2 separate regions of the Homo sapiens genome follow, and region 1 is linked to region 2. A link is a loop called in an ENCODE intact Hi-C map of the cell type or tissue named here. Cell type or tissue: gastrocnemius medialis. All regions are shown on one strand. Links, peaks and the distances in the headings refer to the core of each region. The heading gives the core; the rest is flanking DNA.

What was found. A loop is a pair of places that touch in the nucleus more often than their neighbours do. Peaks named below come from ENCODE experiments on the same cell type or tissue, not always from the same donor. Only the 100,000 strongest peaks of a DNase experiment are listed, where the experiment ranks them.
Region 1: a loop joins it to region 2, with 3 times the contacts of the local background. A loop is called at or near these places in 6 of 110 quality-filtered maps.

Annotation. Positions count from the first base shown.
Region 1 is chr4:39,841,835-39,851,427 of GRCh38, forward strand. It overlaps PDS5A (PDS5 cohesin associated factor A), which reads right to left. Exons shown (of 33, transcript NM_001100399.2): 27 at 7,686-7,818; 28 at 7,017-7,136; 29 at 3,984-4,046; 30 at 2,822-2,967; 31 at 114-222. Among named protein-coding and RNA genes, the nearest start is that of PDS5A, 130 kb to the right of the region's middle. In gastrocnemius medialis, for the core only: no CTCF peak of the experiment used is centred there; a DNase peak (open chromatin) is centred at 4,553.
Region 2 is chr4:39,963,125-39,972,717 of GRCh38, forward strand. All of the region lies in intron 2 of PDS5A (PDS5 cohesin associated factor A), which reads right to left. Among named protein-coding and RNA genes, the nearest start is that of PDS5A, 10 kb to the right of the region's middle. RefSeq lists a silencer at 7,665-7,959. In gastrocnemius medialis, for the core only: no CTCF peak of the experiment used is centred there; no DNase peak of the experiment used is centred there.

The sequences.
Region 1 (9,593 bases), core at 450-8,449, 120 kb before region 2:
AAGTTTAAAATGTAGCATGTGCATTGAAGTGTTGGCTGTAGATTTCTTATCCCTACGGAAAAACTGTAATAATCTCCATGGAAAAAATCCACTTGTTAAATTTTAAAATTTACCTTATTCTTTACTGGGTCAATATTCTTTACAGGTGTGACTGAAATAATCCTCACAGGGTTCTCTTCATTTTCACTAACTCCAGTTTCTGCTGCCTCTGAACTCTGTTCCCTGTTTAAAACAAATAAACCAAGACTTCATATTTCCATGAAGAGAAAGTTCACTCTCTCACCGTACCAATAAAGAAAGGCTTAGGCTGGTTTCGAAACCTTGACAATTGAAGCAACAATAGCAAGATTCGGATACTCTGTAGTTATAGACTATTGCTTTAAAAATATCATTTTCCATTTAGCTTTGATAAAGTGGTATCAATTTCCATTTTGCCTTAATAACATTAAGACAGAAATGACTGCCTAAGACTACTTGACAAAAGGGTTAATTGTCAAGAGACAAAATAACACAACCACTGTAAGCTTTATCTTTTGGGAATAGAAAATCCTAAAACAAAAATAAAACTACAGACCATAGTATAGTTGTCATTTCCATAGTGTTCTACTAAAAAGGGGGCTGTCAGAAGAGGCTATTTGGTAGGTATTTGAGGCCCCACTATTCTTTAAACCATGTTAACTGATTTCATATCTTGGGCTTCATTTTTGCTAAAAGTGGTTTAAAACATCATTGGTTGAGTTTATTCTTAAGATTTCATGTGTAAGAATAATATCTATAAAAACCACAATATTAAGTGTTCCTAAGAGTAGGGTCAGAAATGATAAAGGTTTGATGTGACGGATATCCTAATTACCCTGATTTGATCACTATACATGCTATGCATATACCAAAATATCACAAACACCCCATAAATATGTACAATTATTATATATCAAAATAAGTATGTTTATGAAAAAAATTGCAGGTAGAAATTCTTATGCAGTAGCTAATATACTGAATACTTAACATGTTAAAATAAACATGGAATATTTTTATAATTAGAAAATGTTAGAACAATGTAAACTTATCCTATTTTTATATATATATATATATATATATATATATTTTAAGAGACAGGGTCTTAGGCTGAAATGAAATATGTAATCATAGCTGATATAGCCTAGAACTCCTGGGCTCAAGTGATCTTCCTGCCTCCGCCTCCTGAGCTCCCAAGTAGCTGGGACTACAAGTGTATGCCCCCATGATGCCCAGATTGGTTTCGAACTCCTGGGCTCCAGTGATTATCCTTCCTCGGCCTCCCAAAGTGCTGGGATTACAGGTGTGAGCCATCACACATGGCCTTTTCTTTTTATTAAGAGACAGGGTCTTGCTTTGTCACCCAGGCTGGAGTGTAGCAGAGACATCATAGCTCACTTTAGACTTGAACTTCTGGGCTCAAGTGATAATCCTGCCTTGGCCTACTAAAGCGCTGGGATCACAGCCATAAGGCACTACACCCAGCCCTCCTATACTAATTTGAGTTAAAAATTAAAAAGCATTTCAATTTATTTAAAAGTTAATGTTTTCATAGTTTTCCTAAGGGTTGAATTTTCTTACGTATAAAAAATAAACATTTTGGGCCAGGCGTGATGGTTCATGACTGTAATCCCAGCACTTTGGGAGTCCAAGGTGGGCAGAGACTAGCCTGGCAATCATGGTGACACCCTGTCTCTACTAAAAATACAGAAATTAGCTGGGAGTGGTGGCGTGTGCCTGTAAGCTCAGGAAGCTGAGGTGTGAGAATCACTTGAAACCAGGAGGTGGAGGTTGCCGTGAGCTGACATCCCATCACTGCACTCCAGCCTGAGTGACGGACAGAGACACTCTGTCTCAAAAATATTAAAAATAAGTATTTTGATATAAATTGGTTGTATTATTAACTCTTATATTATTTTCTGTTAATTTTTCTATACACTTAGAATGCTATATATTAATAGTTTCAAAGTGTGCAGTACATTCTTGATTTCCTCATTGAAAATACTAAAATGTGCCCAGGTGCAGTGGTTTGCGCCTGTAATCCCAGCACTTTGGGAGGCTGAAGGGGGTGGATCACTTGAGCCCAGGAGATCGAGCCCGACCTGGGGAAGATGACGAAACTCCATCTTTATGAAAAGTACAAAAGAAAATTGGCTGGGGGTTGGTGGTGCATGCCTGTAGTCCCAGCTACTTGGGATGCTGAAGCGAGAAGATCCCTAGAGCCCAGGAGTCTGAGGCTGCGGTGAGCTATGATCCTGCCACTGCCCTCCAGCCTAAGCAACAAAGTGAGACCCTGTCTCTTAAAAAAAAATTACATAAAATTAAGAAAAAAAAGAAAATACTGGCTGGGTGCGGTGGCTTACGCCTGTAATCCCAACACTTTGGGAGGCTGAGGCAGGCGGATCACCTCAGGTCAGGAGTTCGAGACCAGCCTGGCCAACATGGTGAAACACCGTCTCTACTAAAAATACAAAAATTAGCGGGGCGTGGTGGCAGGCGCCTGTAATTCCAGCTACTCGGGAGGCTGAGGCAGGAGAATTGCTTGAACCCGGGAGGCAGAGGTTGCAGTGAACCAAGATTGCGCCATTGCACTCTAGCCTGGGCGGGGACAAGAGCGAGACTTTGTCTCAAAAAAAAAAAAAAAACAAAAAAAAACCCAGAAAAGAAAATACTAAAATTCATCAATATTATTTTGTACCAGAACACCGCTAATGACAGAAGACCATTTTATGAGACAGCACTTTAGGAATAAAAGATAAACCAAGTAGTGAGTGCTAGTAACAAAATAATTGGAGAGAAAAGTTGCCTTGATCGATTTCCGGTTGAAGGGTTCAGCTCTGAATTTACATTAATATTGCTTCCAGTCTCAGTGCCAGTGCTTCTAACATAGGGTTTCCTTCCCGTTGCTGATAAAGGCTTATTTACTGCACCTAGTACTCCAGCAGGCTTTGGCTAAAAACAAAAACAAAAAACCCCCCAAAAACACACACGTTTATACCTTACCATGTATACATGTAAATTTAGACACAAGTAAGAGATATTGTTAAGTGCTAATTAGTTAAATTTACCAGAAATGTTCATTCTGGGCCAGGCATACTGGCTCCTGACTGCAAATCCCAGCACTTTGGGAGGTGGATCACTTGAGGCCATGAGTTCAAGACCACTCTGGCCAAAAGAGTGAAACCCAACCTCTACCAAAAATACAAAAATTAGCCAGGTGTGGTGGTATAAGCCGGTAGTCCCATCTACTCGATAGACTGAGGCATGAGAATTGCCTGAACCCAGGAGGTGAAGGTTGCAGTGAGCTGAGATCGCAACATTGTACTCCAGCCTGGGTGACAAAATGAGACTGTCTCAAGAAAAAAAAAGATCATTCTGTAAAATTGTGTTTGGTTGCCTTAATACAATCAAAAGTCATAAGCATATCTCTACTTAATAATAACTAGGTAATATTAATGTATCCTTTATTATTCAATCAAAATACAAAGTTCCCCTAAAATATAGCAAAATACATACATAATAAATGCTCCTATAAATAAACTATTGGATATATATATAGTAATAGTTTAGGAACTATTTACAAAAAACTAAATTTCCTTTTGCTGTTTTAGGTGTCACCATATTACTTACATAGAACATGAATTGTCTAATTCATTAGTAGTATAAAATTATTTCTTTTATCTTATATACCTAAGTTGGTTATACCATTTCCCAGGAAAGTCTTCTTTGTGAATTGTAAATAAACTGTGCTTAACATTACTGATGAGAACACACAGTGGCATTTCAGAGGAGTGGTTGCTGGCAGAAAAATTCTAAAAGCATGGCTGCTTTAGATGCTTTAAATCCATAATGTGATCCCTAAGAATCAGGAACTATACAATCTAGTGGTCATTTAAAGGTATTTCTAGGAATAGCAGAAGCAAGATACACATGAAACAAAGATCTCAAAATTATTAAGTAAATAATACCTTTCCTGTTAACAGAAGTACTCTTGTCTCTTCTGAAATATAACTCTTATCGTTACAGAAGTCCTATTAAAAAAAAAAAAGAAAAAGAAAAAAGAAACACCAATCAAAGGAACATGAGTATTTTAATTATCTCAATAAGGCTTTTTAGGTATTGTGCCTTGCAATAATAAATACACTTGTGCTAACACATATACCAATTTATCAAACAATCAAAACAATCAAAGCCATACCATAAGTCTAGCTTTAAATTAAACTGATGGCACGCAGACTTAGGCAAATGTCAAAGATAAATTTCCTAAATCACACCATAAATAAAGCACACACATGTTTTCATACGGTTCAATGCAGTTTATTCATTAAATTTATTCACTGAATTCCACCACATCATAAATTCGGGCCGGGTGTGGTGACTCATGCCTGTGAGCCTCATCCCAGCACTTTGGGAGGCCAAAGTGGGTGGATCACCTGAGGTCAGAAGTTCGAACCCGCCTGGCCAACATGGTGAAACCCTGTCTCTACAAAAATACAAAATTAGCTAGGCCGGGTGGCATGCGCCTGTAATGCCAGCTACTCAGGAGGTTATGGCAGGAGAATCGCTTGAACTCGGGAGGCAGAGGCTGCGGTAAGCCGAGATCGTGCCATTGCACTCCAGCCTGGGTGACAAGAGTGAAACTCCATCTCAAAAAACATAAGTAGACCAACTGTCAAAATACAATTAAGTGAATTATGTTCTTTGACAGCTGTGATATTAACAATACACGATTTAAACCAAATGTGGAAAATGATAGCACTTTGAGAGTTATATCTATATAAAAATTAGGAGTTCAAACTTGATCTCTTGATGCCTTTTCCTGCTTAATATCTGAAAATGGCAAACAAACCACAATGTTGTGTCAGTGAAGCAAAACTAGCTACTAAACTCAGGAAATATAATTAAGTTTTAAATAATCCTATTAAAAAATATTTTTTATTGTATTAAATTTACCTTCACAGAAGTAGGAAAGAACAAAGTGTGCCTGTGAGGAAATCACAGTTTTGTCATGTGTGCTAGGCAAAGCTGTATCATTTCTTTTGCACAAAGTCTTCTATGCAGCTAAAATAAACATTAAGAAACCTGTGTACCAAAGTTCATTCACTTCATTCATAAAGATATAGTATAGCTTCACTAGGTTGACTAACTTCACAAACCTAGTGTTCTAGGGTTTATGAATTTATAACACATTAAAAGCAACATGTTACATAAATAAGGAACGTTGCATACTGAAAACAGAAAAACCTAAGTTGTTATTATTAAGAAGACTAAAACTCTGTAACACTGAAGGTAACAAAAGAAAAAAAAAATTGTTATCTATGAGTCCAGATAAGGTGTAGTGACAAGTAGGAATTTAATTCTTGATGATGGTATCACCACTGTTACATAGATTCTATTTGGTACTATTCTATTCATGATGGTCCTGGGTCAGCAACAGGATTAATTTTAATTCAACAGCTCACTTAAGAATATCTTATAGGCTGGGCATGGTGGCTCATGCAATCCCAGCACTTTGGGATGCTGGAGGTGGGTTGATCACTTGAGCCCAGGAGTTTGAGGCCTGGCCAACATGATGAAACCACCTGTCTACAAAAAAGTTAAAAAATTAGCCAGGCATGGTGACACATGCCTGTAGTCACAGCTACTTGAGAGGCTGAGGTAGGAGAACTGATTGAGCCAGGGAGTTGGAGGCTGCAGTGAGCCAAGATCAAGCCACTGCACTCCAGCGTGGGTGACGGAGACTCAAAAAAAAAAAATTTTTTTTATACAGATCAGTGGATTCAATTAGAGAGCATACTTTTGCAAATTCTCATTATTTCTATCAAAAGCAAGGCACAGTTATGTGTTCAATACTAAATCAGTAATAAAAATCAGATTACATTTTAGCAAACTTTTAGTAAAGTACGGCATTCAAAGTAGGAAGCTCCATTTATTTCTTGGAATGTGCATTTGGAGAATTCTCTAAGCTAGGGGTCTCCAACCCACGAACTGCAGACTGGTATGGGTTATGGGTCATGGGTCTGCGGCCTGTTAGGAACTGGGATACACAGCAGGCAGTGAGTGGCTGGCGAGCAAGCATTACCACCTGAGCTCTGCCTCCTGTCGGATCAGCGGCAGCATGAGATTCTCACAGAAGCACAAACCCTATGGCGAACTATGCCTGCGAGGGATCTAGGCTGTGTGCTCCTTATGAGAATCTAACTAATGCCTGATGACCTGAGGTGAAATAGTTTCATCCTGAAACCATCTCTCCACCTCAATTTCTCTGTGGAAAAATTGTCTTCCACGAAACTGGTCCCAGGTGTCAAAAAGGTTGGGAACCACTGCTCTAAGGGGATCATTACTGAGGCATATATATACATTTATAGGAGAAAGTGAAACAAGTTTAAAATACCACCTAACAGCAGGAAATAAACAAAAGCTTTTAAAAATCCAAATTAGCTGGAAAAACTTACAGAGCCTGCGTTACCTGAAAAATTTACTTACATGGGAAACAGTTTGCTGAAAGCAGAATAGATGCACTGTATATTAATTAATAACACCATTTATTGAATGGTTTTATGTGATAAACTCTTCATATAAACCTAGATATTAGCAATTGTCCATATGTATTATTAACATCTGCATTATAAAGATGAAGAAATGGAGGCTTAGAGGAGAGAACCTGTCCCTCCTTACACTGTGCCAAAGATTTAAAATTTTTCTTATCTGCAAAAATACTACCCATGTTTCAATAAAATGAGATTAAAATAATTTTAAAAATCTGAAAACTTTAATACTAGAAATTCCTAGAATAAACATAAGATCAACAGTATGTGTAGTCTTCTGTTCAAGTCAGAATAATGTTCAGGGCTGTGTAAGACAATTTCCCACTCTTTGATAAACCCAGATTTTTTCTTTACTCTGTGGTCAAGACAATTCAATATTTGCCACAATGGTTGATGGTAATTGACATTGAAATCAGTTTAGTGTGGTAGGAAAAATGAGAGGAAGAAAATTACCTTTTCAGGTTGTGTAAAAAATTTCATTGGGAGGACTGGGTCCTTTGGTGAATCTGCATTGCACAAAGCACTTTTACTATTTATAACACAGAGAGCCACATCACATACTGTATACAGTTTCTAGGGAGGAAAACGAATCATATATAACTTTTAGTATTGCAAAATAATCATAATTACCAATTCCACTAAATGTATAATTTAGAGTTAAAAGAAGGATACTGTGGTTGTTATTTATTCCTTGAACATTCCATATTTCTGTTCAGCACTGTTTATGCAGCCTTCTGATAAATAAAAATCCCTCTATATGAATTTAACATGGATGCCAATATGCATGGAAAATAACAAACAAATGAACCAACCCAAAGAAAGCACACAAAAAGAATAAGCATTTGTCTGTAACTCTTACTGTAAGTTCGTAATATACCATAGTTGTACATTTTATTCTTATCCTCTTGCTCTAAGGTTATAATGTCTTTTCAGAGTACTAAAGATTCCTGAAATAAAATTCACTTGTAATGAAGTGCAATAAAAACTGACTACACATTTACTTTTGTAAACATTCTAAAATTTAAATTACTACGTATGGCCAAAAAAAAAAAAAAAAAACCAAGTGGGACAATATATTTTTCTATTACATCTTAACACCCACTGGCCTAACACTCATCTTACTTCATTTGTCTTGGATTCATCTGGAGACTGGGCATCTCTGGTTAACTTGATGTTCTCTGCCATCTTCTTCATAAAGGCATGGCTATTGTTTTCATTCTTTGTCATTAAAACTTCAAGCATGAACCATAGGCACCTAAATGTAAACATATTAAAGAGACTAGACGTAGATAGATGCTTTAGCTTAAAGCAATAAATATGTTAGCTGGGAATTTCTGTTGTCTGAATAAAATAAAATAAAATGATCAACCTTAATGACTAATATATGTTATTATCCTAATAATATTCTATTCAAATGGAAAATTAAAGCATAAAATAACATATAAAAAATGAAAACATAGCTTAATATGAGAAAGTCTGACAGTTTCATAAGGCATATAAAGATTCACCCTAGCTGGATATGGTGGCTCGTGCCTATAACCTCAGCACTTTGGGTGGCTAAGGTGGGTAGATTGCCTGAACCCAGAAATTCGAGGCTGGGCGCGGTGGCTCATGCCTGTAATCCTAGCACTTTGGGAGGCCGAGGTGGGCAGATCAAGAGGTCAGGAGATCGAGACCATCCTGGCTAACATGGTGAAACCCCGTCTCTACTAAAAATACAAAAATTAGCTGGGTGTTGGTGGCAGGCACCTGTAGTCCCGGCTACTCGGGAGGCTGAGGCAGGAGAATGGCGTGAACCCAGGAGGCAGAGCTTACAGTGAGCTGAGACTGCACCACTGCACTCCAACCTGGGTGACAGAGCGAGACTCTCTCTCAAAAAAAAAAAAAAAAGAAATTCGAGACTAGCCTCGTGAGACCCCATCTCTACAAAAAAAATACAAAAATTAGCTGGGCATGGTAGTGGGCTCCTGTAGTCCCAGCTACTTGTGGGGCTGAGGTGGGAGGATCGCTTGTGGTTGCAGTGAGCCATAATCACACCACTGCACTCCAGCCTGGGCAAAAAAGTGACACCCTCTCAAAAGAAAACACAGATTCACCCTATAGGTAAGTTTACATAATCTGATATAACTTAACACCCAGCAATAATGAGCAAATCAACACACAGCAGTCTTGGGATTTTGATTATTTGTAAGCTATGCAGAAGTTCTACAATTGGTATGCAGTTCTGCCGAGAAACAAGTCTAAGTTGCATGTATTATGAGGCTGATGTGTGTGGTACCCAGCCACCCAATTAAGGAGTCACAATCTCAAACCACTTTTGCTATTCCACACTTGTCACTGTATATTCATTTAACACATTGTGTCTGAAGGGAACATTTGAATTTCTAAGTAAAAGTGAACCCCAAATCAGGCTGAACATTAGAATTGTTTGGATAACTTAAATAGACAAATCTGGAAATGGGGCCTGTTTTTACAAAGATCCCAGTATTTTCAGGCAGTGACATGACTACTGCATTCCTGCATCAACAGGGGAGAAACTATTTGATGATACTCTGTAAAAGCTTCTTTTCCTACATTCCACATAATTGTTTTAAGAGACTACTGTAGCATGCATTAGTTTTTTAGCTTAATGGCTTAAATGATAGTTGGTTGTTTCAATAATATTTATTAACTTAGGCAAAGAGTTGTCAACTCTACTTAGATACTGGATAGCTGCTAGAATCCTGATCAAAGAAAGGAACAGAATAATGAATAACAACAAATATAATAAAAATTAGCAAATATTTAATGAGTGCTTACTATCTACTAGGCATTAGGCTAAGCACTTTACCTTCATATAATCCTCATGACTCTATAAAGAATAAGAAAAATCGTCACCATTATATATAGAACCTATTTTTTTTTTTTTTGGTCTGTCTTTTGAGACAGAGTCTTGCTTGCCTCTCAGGCTGGAGTGCAGTGGCGTGATCACAGCCCCAGCAACCATGGTGTCCTGGGCTCACACTATCCTCCTACCTCAGCTTCCTGAGT
Region 2 (9,593 bases), core at 1,055-9,054:
CCTGGACCAACATGGCGAAACCCCGTCTCTTTTAAAAATACAAAAATTAGGCCAGGCACAGTGGCTCACAGCTGTAATCCCAGCACTTTGGGAGGCCGAGGCAGTTGGATCACCTGAGGTCAAGAGTTCGAGACTAGCCTGGCTAACATGGTGATACTCCATCTGTATTAAAATAACAAAAAAATTTAGCCGGGCATGGTGGCAGGCACCTATAATACCAGCTACTCAGGGGGCTGAGGCAGGAGAATCGCCTGAACCTAGAAGGCGGAGGTTGCAGTAAGCCGAGATTGCACCACTGCACTTCAGCCTGGGCAAAAATAGCCAGACTCCATCTCAAAAAAAAAAATTAGCTGCACACAGTGGCCTGTAATCCTAGCCACTCTCAAAATAATAATAATAATAAAGCAAGGATTACATTTGCCAGTGGAAATAAACGGTTGACTGGGCACAGTGGCTCATGCCTATAATCCCAACACTTTGGGAGGTTGAGGTGGGTAGAATGCTTGAGCCCAGACTGGGAAACATGGCAAAACCCTGTCTCTTCAAAAACTATAAAAATTAGCCCAGCATGGTGGTGCATGCTTGTGGTCTCAGCTACTGGGGAGCCTGAGGTAGGAGGATCACCTGAGCCTATGGAGATCCAGGCTGCAGCAGTGAGCCGTGATCACACCACTGCACTCCAGCCTAGGTACCAGAGTGGGACTCAGTCTCAAAAAGCGGGGGTGGGGGAGAGGGAGCGTCAAGAAATAGATATATAAATTGATAAACAGAACACAAAGAAATTAGCTTTTTTTTCCCCCCCAGACCGACTCTCGCTCTGTCACCAGGCTGGAGTGCAGTGGAGCAATCTTGACTCACTGCAACCTCTGCCTCCCAAGTTCAAGTGATTCTCCTGCCTCAGCCTGAAATTAGCTATTTATAAAAATTGATTAACATACAGAATTCAAATTTAACTAACTAACAAACATGGTACTTCATATACTTTTCATGGGACAAAAAGAACCACAGAGAAATTCTGTAAAGGATACTGGTAAAGTAGCTCTGTATTTAGACTGTGTTTACAGTAGGGTAGTACAAATAACCTTATGGATGTTAGAGGAAATCCAGGTTTTGCCTGTAGAAGACAGAAATATGGAATGGAGGAAGCTTAGAAGTACTCTGTGCTAGAGGTTCAAATGGAGGTAACAGACTGAACTCATGGCTGACTGGCTGATTAAATTATGTAAATAAGGGGGATGTATTTCTCAGCCCTATATACTGAAAGGGCCTGAAGAAATTATATCATAATAGCAATGCAAGCCAGACTCAGAGGCTTATGCCTATAATCCCATCACTTTCGGAGGCTGAGGTGGGAGGATGGCTTGAGGCCAAAAGTTCAAGACCAGCCTGATCAACGTAGAGCGACCCCCAAAACTACAACAAATTTAAAAAGTACATGGTGGGGTTTTGCGCCTGTAGTCCCATCTACTCCAAAGGCCAAGACAAGAGGATCACTTGAACCCAGAAGGTGCAGTGAGCCGAGATTGTGCCAGTGCACTCCAGCCTGGGCTATAGAGCAAGACTCCATCTCAAAAAATAATAATAAAATATGCCCTGGTGTGGTGGCTCACACCTATAATCCCAGCACTTTGGGAGACCAGCCTGGCCAACATGGTGAAACACATAAAAATTAGGTGGGCATGGTGGCACATGCCTGTAATCCCAGCTACTTGGGAGGCTGAGGCAGGACAATCGCTTGAACTTGGGGGACAGAGGTTGCAGTGAGCCGAGGTCGTGCCACTGCACTCCAGCCTGGGTGACAGAAAGACTCTGTCTCAAAAAATAATAATAATAATAATAAAATAATAATTTAAAAGTACACATGGTTAGCATACTTTGACTTGTCACAAGAGCTCCTGTGGTAGACTAATCATGGCTACAAATTCTTTCCTGCTTCTATTGAGAGGTAAGGCTCATCTTTTTTCTCCCCTTGAGTATGAGCTGGGTTATGACAACAGTACTTTCTTTTAACCAATAGAGTAAGGTAGAGGTGATAATGCCATTTCTGGACCAATTTCTGGCAACCTCCTCCATGGTGTCTTGGAACCCTTAGCCCAACTACTCTGCTAGAAAGACTATGTGGAAAACCCTAAAACTACATCTTACAGAAAAGAACCCAGCTGGGTCCAGCCTTTCAGCTGTTCCCACTAAGGTATCAAGCGTTTAAGTAAAGCCACTGTGGATCATCTAGACCAATCTAGTCACTAGTTGAATACCAATGAGTGAGCCCAGTAGCCATGTGTAGCAGACGCAAGCTAAACCCTGCCTGAATTCCCGATCCACAAAACTGTGAGACAATAAGAAAAGTTGCTCACAATTGCTAAAAAGTGGAAACAATTCAAGTGTTCACTGACAGAGAAACAAAATGTGGTACATACATACAATGGAATATTATTCAGCTTTAAAAGGGAAGGAAGTAATAACACATGCTATAATACGGATGAACCTTAAAGGTATATGCTAAGTGAAATAAGCCAATCACAAAATGACAAATATTGTATGATTTCAATTATTTGAGAGTAAGGTAATCGCTTCTGAGCCTTTTGGCTAAGATCAAGTGGAGAGTAAGTCAAAGTCATCTAGACAAAAAGCAGAATGGTTGTTGCCAGGAGCTGGGGAAGGGAAAAATGAGGAGTTAAGAGTTTAATGGGTAGAGTTCCAGTTGGGGAAGATGAAAAATTCTGGAGATGAATGGTGGTGATGGTTTCACAACAATGTGAATGTACCTAATGCCAAAGAACTGTACACTTAAAAATGATTAAAGTGATAAATTTTATGTTATGTATATTTTACCATAATGAAAATTTTAAAATACCTTTTAAAAAGTTTGTTACACAGCAACAGATAACCAGAACAGTTCTACACAAACAGAAGTCTGAAATAAGAACTATACTGCACTAAGCCTCCCTTCACAAATGTACACTGGCTATTATTTTAGGACATGATTTTAAGAAATCTTGCCTCCCCATTTAATTTTTAATGTTCTGAGCAGAATCTTCTGCAATACAAATATTAAAACATATGAACAGAACTCAGAGTTAAAATTATATACTTAATTACATGCAAAATTATCACACTGTGTAGCAATGAGGGATAAATAAAAATCATTCATGGAAGTAAAAATAATTACAACCAAACCAGTACTTCAGGGGTCCTCCTGGAGGAAAGCAAAGGGAAAGAATTATGGCCGTCCTGCCCTTAATCTGTTCATCACCTCTAACAAGGTTTGTGAGGAAAGGGGGATGGCCCTACGTTAATATCAATTCCACCATATCCTAATTCCCACTAAACCATCAAATAGGCCAGATGAGAATGGTTGATACAGGAAGAAAGATTAGAGAAAATATAAGGAAAATACACCTGGTGGGAAAAAACGAGGATACTTTCACAAAACCCTACTTAATTTTTCGAATTCTTAGCAACAAAACAGTAGGTATTTTTATTTGTTTCTGTGACAGAATAATATAGCAGACCAGGGTAGCTGTATTAATGTCTGGAGCACTGCTCTCTGAGATCAGATAGTTAAGAGAGGAATATAAGAAACAAATTTCAGGCCGGGCATGGTGGCTCATGCCTGTAATCTCAGTCCTTTGGGAGGCCAAGCTGGGTGGATCACTTGAGGTCAGGGGTTCAAGACCAGTCTGGCCAACATGGTGAAACCCCGTCTCTACTAAAAATGCAAAAAATTAGCCGGGTGTAGTGGTGGGTGCCTGTAATCCCAGTTACTCGGGAGGCTGAGGCAGAATTGCTTGAACCTGGGAGGTGGAGGTTGCAGTGAGCTGAGATTTTGCCACTGCACTCCAGCCTGGGAAACAAGAGTGAAATTCCCTTTCAAAAAATAAAGAAAAAAAAAATTTCAGGCTGGGTGTGGTGGCTCACGCCTGTAATCCCAGCGCTTTGGGAGGCCGAGGTGGGTGGATCACTTGAGGTCAGGAGCTCGAGACCAGCCTGGCCAACAAGATGAAACTCCATTTCCACCAAAATATAAAAAGTTAGCTAGGTGTGGTGGCACGCACCTGTAATCCCAACTACTCAGGAGGCTGAAGCAGGAGAATTGCTTGAACCTGGGAGACAGAGGTTGCAGTGAGCCAAGAGCTTGCCACTGTACTCTAGCCTGGGCAACAGAGTGAGATTCCATCTCAAAAAGAAAAGAAAAGAAACAAATTTCACTCTATCCATCCCTCCGTTTAAAAATCAAGAAATGCCTGGCGTGGTGGCTTATGCCTGTAATCCCAACACTTTCGGAAGCCGAGGTGGGTGGATCACGAGGTCAGGGGTTCGAGACAAGCCTGACCAACATGGTGAAACCCCGTCTCTATTAAAAATACAAAATATTAGCCAAGCCTGGTGGTGCACGCCTGTGACCCCAGCTACTCAGGAGGCTGAGGCAGGCGAATTGCTTGAACTCAGGAGGCGGAAGTTGCAGTGAGCCAAGATCGCGCCACTGCACTCCAGCCTGGGCGACAGAGCAAGACTCCATCTCAAAAAATAAATAAATAAAATAAAAATAAAAAGGCCAGGCACAGTGGCTCTCTCCTGTAATCCCAGAACTGTGGGAGGCCAAGGCAGGCAGATTATGAGGTCAGGAGTTCGAGACCAGCCTGGCCAACATGGTGAAACCCCGTCTCTAACTAAAAATACAAAAATTAGCTGGGTGTGGTGGCAGAAGCCTGTAGTCCCAGCTACTCAGGAGGCTGAGCTGAGATTGCGCCACTGCACTCCAACCTGGCAACAGACCGAGAGACTCCATCTTAAAAACAAACAAACAAACAAACAAAAAAAACACCAATAATTATCAAGGCCCTCTTACCTCCAAAGTAGCAAGAAAGAAAGAAACAAAGTATGTGTATAGTAAATAGCTCTGTAGTAATCCATGATATAGGATATACTACATAACTAACTTAATTCCATTAAGCCCTTTATGGAATTTGCACAGCTATTTATAAGTGTATTTTATTTTTTTAATTTTTATTGTAAATGAGGTTTTGCCATATTGCCCAAGCTGGTCTCAAACTCCTGAGCTCAAGTGATCTGCCCGTTTCAGCCTCCCAAAGTGCTGGAAATACAGGCATAAGCCAGAGGACACCAGACCTATAAGTGTATTTTAAATGTCACTTATTAGATGTGAACCCTGTATTAGTTTCAGAACCCACAACTATATGGGAGGATGGCTATTTGTGATTCTTTTTTTTTTTTTTTGAGATGGAGTTTCGCTCTTGTTGCCCAGGCTGGAGTGCAATGGTGCTTAGATTACTTAATTATAATATTAATTTTTTTTTTTTTTTTGAGACAGAGTTTCACTGTTGTTGCCCAGGCTGGAGTGCAATGGCACCATGTCGGCTCACCACAACCTCCGCCTCCTGGGTTCAAGCGATTCTCCTGCCTCAGCCTCCTGAGTAGCTGAGATTACAGGCATGCGCCACCACACCCGGCTAATTTTATATTTTTAGTAGAGACAGGGTTTCTCCACGTTGGTCAGGCTGGTCTCGAACTCCCGACCTCAGGTGATTCACCCACCTCGGCCTTCCAAAGTGCTGGGATTACATGCATGAGCCACTGTGCCCGGCCTGTAATATGAATTTTTTAAAAAATCACTTGCTCAGTGTATGCTTTTACTTTTTTTTTTTCTCGTGACAGAGTCTTGCCCTGTCCCCCAGGCTGGAGTGCAGTGGCGTGATCTCGGCTCACTGCAACCTCTGCCTCCCAGGTTCAAGGGATTCTACTGCCCCAGCCTCCTGAGTAGCTGGGATTACAGGCATGTGCCACCACACCCAACTAATTTTATATTTTTAGTAGAAACGGGGTTTCTCCATGTTGGTCAGGCTGGTCTTGAACTCCTGACCTCAGGTGATCCGCCCGCCTAGGCATCCCAAAGTGCTGGGATTACAGGCGTAAGCCACCGTGCCAGCTATTTGTGATTCTTAATGTAACAATGATACTAAACTATTGGCCATCCTTCCACATAGCTAACTTTAGTATGGTTTTAATATTTGTCAATTAATATATAATTGTAACTTCTATTATCTAAGTAGCAGAAGTTAATGACACTTTTCAGCTTTAGGTGACTAGCGTTGTTCACAACCTATCAAATGGTCAGTTTCTTCACCTGAAAAATTAGAACAGAAATACATAACCTCTGAACTACCTGTTGACTCCAAAATTCTAAGTACTGTACCTATGTTACCATCTCTAAGACACAAACTCCTTAGTTTGAAAAGTCCTAGCCAGGCAGAGTGGCTCACGCCCTAATCCCAGCACTTTGGGAGGTCGAGGTGGGTGGATTACCTGAGGTCACCAGTTCGAGACCAGCCTGACCAACATGGTAAAACCCCGTGTCTACTAAAAATACAAAGTTAGCCAGGCGTGGTGGTGGATGCCTATAATCCCAGCTATTCAGGAGGCTGAGGCAGGATAATCACTTGAACCCAGGAAGCAGAGGTTGCAGTGAGCCGAGATCAGGCCATTGCACTCCAGCCTGGGCAACAAGAGCAAAACTTGGTCTCAAAAAAAAGGAAAGTCCTTAGCTGCAATTTGAAATTTTTTCAAATTATCCTTTACTTTCAAAAATAAAAATATTTCTCTAATTCAGTATTAATACAAAATATTCATTCATTCACTTAACAAGTATTTGTTCAGCACCCAATTATGTGCCAGGCATTAAGCTTGGCACTGAGAGGAATGAAAAACAGACACGGTATCTGTATTAATAAGGTTTACAGAGAAGCTAAAGAGACAAACCAAATAAATGTATGGATAAATGTAATATGAAGGAGTTGAAGGGTATGTAATGTAGAATCTTTTTTTTTTTTTTTTGAGACAGAGTCTCGCCCTGTTGCCCAGGCTGGAATGCAGTGATGTGATCTCGGCTCCAAGAAAAAGGGTTTCACTATGTTGGTCAGACTGGTCTCGAACTCTTGACCTCGTGATCCACCCACCTTGGCCTCCCAAAGTGCTGGGATTACAGGCGTGAGCCACCGCGCCCAGCCTGTAATGTAGAACCTTAAAGGCTTCCCTTAAGAAGTAACAAATGAATGACAAATGAACACATGGGCTATTTAATGTAAGGAACCTGTCTAGACAGAAATAAACATGGCATGTTCAGGAAACCAACCGAAGACCACTGTGGCCTGACATAACAAAAATAGGTAAAGTAATGCCCTGGAAACAGGAATGAAAAGCTCTAGTATAGGAAAACATATCTTAGCTCTTTCAAAGACATACTCTAAGAATTATTGTCAACGAAGCTTCAAAGCTTCACAATAGTTTCTCTCAAATGCTTAAAAAAAAAAAAAAAGCTGTCCTTTTTCTCCCTACAAAAGACCAAACTCACTCTCATTCTCTTCACATTTCACTGTAATGTCTTCAACTACATGATAAAAGTTACAACTTTTTAGTTCTACTTAGTTTAGATTCCTTAGAAGAAAGCAACTATATAACAACCAAAGTAAATATGGCGTTATTGCCCCTGCCCTCTGCCACTAAACTGCCCTGTGACTGATTTTGGTAAAGGTTACTTGAATACTTTGGCCTAACTTTCATTATCTGTGAAGTAAGAGGAGGTTCCAGAATTTCCTTTAAGATCCTTCTAATTCTAAGATTATGGTTCCACTGTAAAACCGCTTGTTCCTTTTTTTTTTTTTTTTTTTTTTTTTAAGACAAGGTCTCACTCGGTCACCCAGGCTGGAGTGCAGTGGTAGGATCACGGTTCACTGCAGCCCTGACCTTCCTGGGCTTGAGTGATCCTCCCACCTCACCCTCCTGAGTAGCTACGACCATATTTGCATTTTTTGTAGAGATAGGTTTTTGTCATGTTGCCCAGGCCTATCTCAAATTCCTGGGCTCAAGTGTTCCTCCCACCTTGACCTCCTGAAGTGCTGGGATTACACAGGCATGAGCCACCACACCCAGCCTTGTTCCATTCTTGAAAACTGACGAGAACAGGACCAAACACCGCTGAATTCCTTTGTAATTGCCTTTAAGATGTTTTTTGTTTTGTTTTGTTTGTTTGTTTTCGAGACAGAGTCGCGCTTTGTCACCCAGGCTGGAGTGCAGTGGTGGGATCTTGGCTTACTGCAAGCTCCGCCTCCTGGGTTCATGCAATTCTGCCTCAGCCTTCCAAGTAGCTGGGACTACAGGCCCCGCCACCACGCCTGGATAATTTTTTTGTATTTTTAGTAGAGATGGGATTTCACCTGTGTTAGCCAGGATGGTCTCGATCTCCTGACCTCATGATCCACCCGCCTCGGCCTCCCAAAGTGCTGAGATTACAGGCGTGAGCCACCGCACCGGGCCTGCCTTTAAGGTCTTTTTTAATGAGACAGAGTCTCACTCTGCTGTCACCCAGGCTATAGTGCAGTGGCATAATGCCTCACTGCAACCTCTGCCTCCTGGGTTTAAGTGATTCTCATGCCTCAGCCACAGGAGTAGCTGAGATTACAGAGGTGTGCCACCACACCTGGCTAATTTTTGTATTTTTAGTAGAGATGGGGTTTCACCATGTTGGCCAGGCTGGTCTCGAACTCCTGAGCTCAAGAGATCCACCTGCCTTGGCCTCCCAAAGGGCTAGGATTACAAGCATGAGCCCCTGCGTCCGGGCTTAAGCTCTCTTTGTGTTTGTACAGCATTTCAACACTGTTGCTATGTTATAATAATAATAAACTCCTGAATTTATAAAATTATCAATAACTAAGATTCTAATAAAAAAACAAAATTTCAAAAATACTTAAGTATTGTTAAAAATCTACATTTCCAATGAGACATAATACTTTAAAGAAGGATCCCTAATTAAGTACAAAGTCAAAATAGAAAGGAAGGCAGAAGAAATACAAAATCAAAAGAATTTTTCAGAAAACATTTTGGCAGTAGGACATTGAAGTTGGTTGATATGAACGTCGATTTTAACTTCCAAAAGAACTCATAACAAATGGATAATCAAACTCGATGCTCATTCTCCACTGGATTGTATGTCCATTTATAGTTAACAGTACTTCTGATAATCGATTTTCAAACAGAAAATGTACATAAGTAGTCATAACTTTCCCAACACACCTTAAAAAAATAATATTGAGACACGGTTGGCTGGGCGCGGTGGCTCACGCCTGTAATCCCAGCACTTTGGGAGGCCGAGGTGGGCGGATCACGAGGTCAAGAGTTCGAGACCAGCCTGACCAACATAGTGAAACTCCGTCTCTACTAAAAATACAAAAATTAGCTGGGCATAGTGGCACGCACCTCTAATCCCAGCTACTTGGGAGGCTGGGGCAGGAGAATCGCTTGAACCCGGGAGGCGGAGTTTGCAGTGAGCCAAGATTGCACCACTGCATTCCAGCCTGGGCGACAGGGCGAGACTCCGTCTCAAAAAATAAATAAATAAATAAAAAATAAAAATAAAATTGAGACAGGGTCTATGTTGCCCAGGTCTGAACCTCCTGGGCTCAAATGATCCTCCTGCCTCAGCCCTCAAAATGCTGGGATTACAGGCATGAGCCCCTGTACCCAACCACAACTTTCCTTTTTTTTTTTTTCACTGTTTAAGGAATTTTTTATTAAAAAAA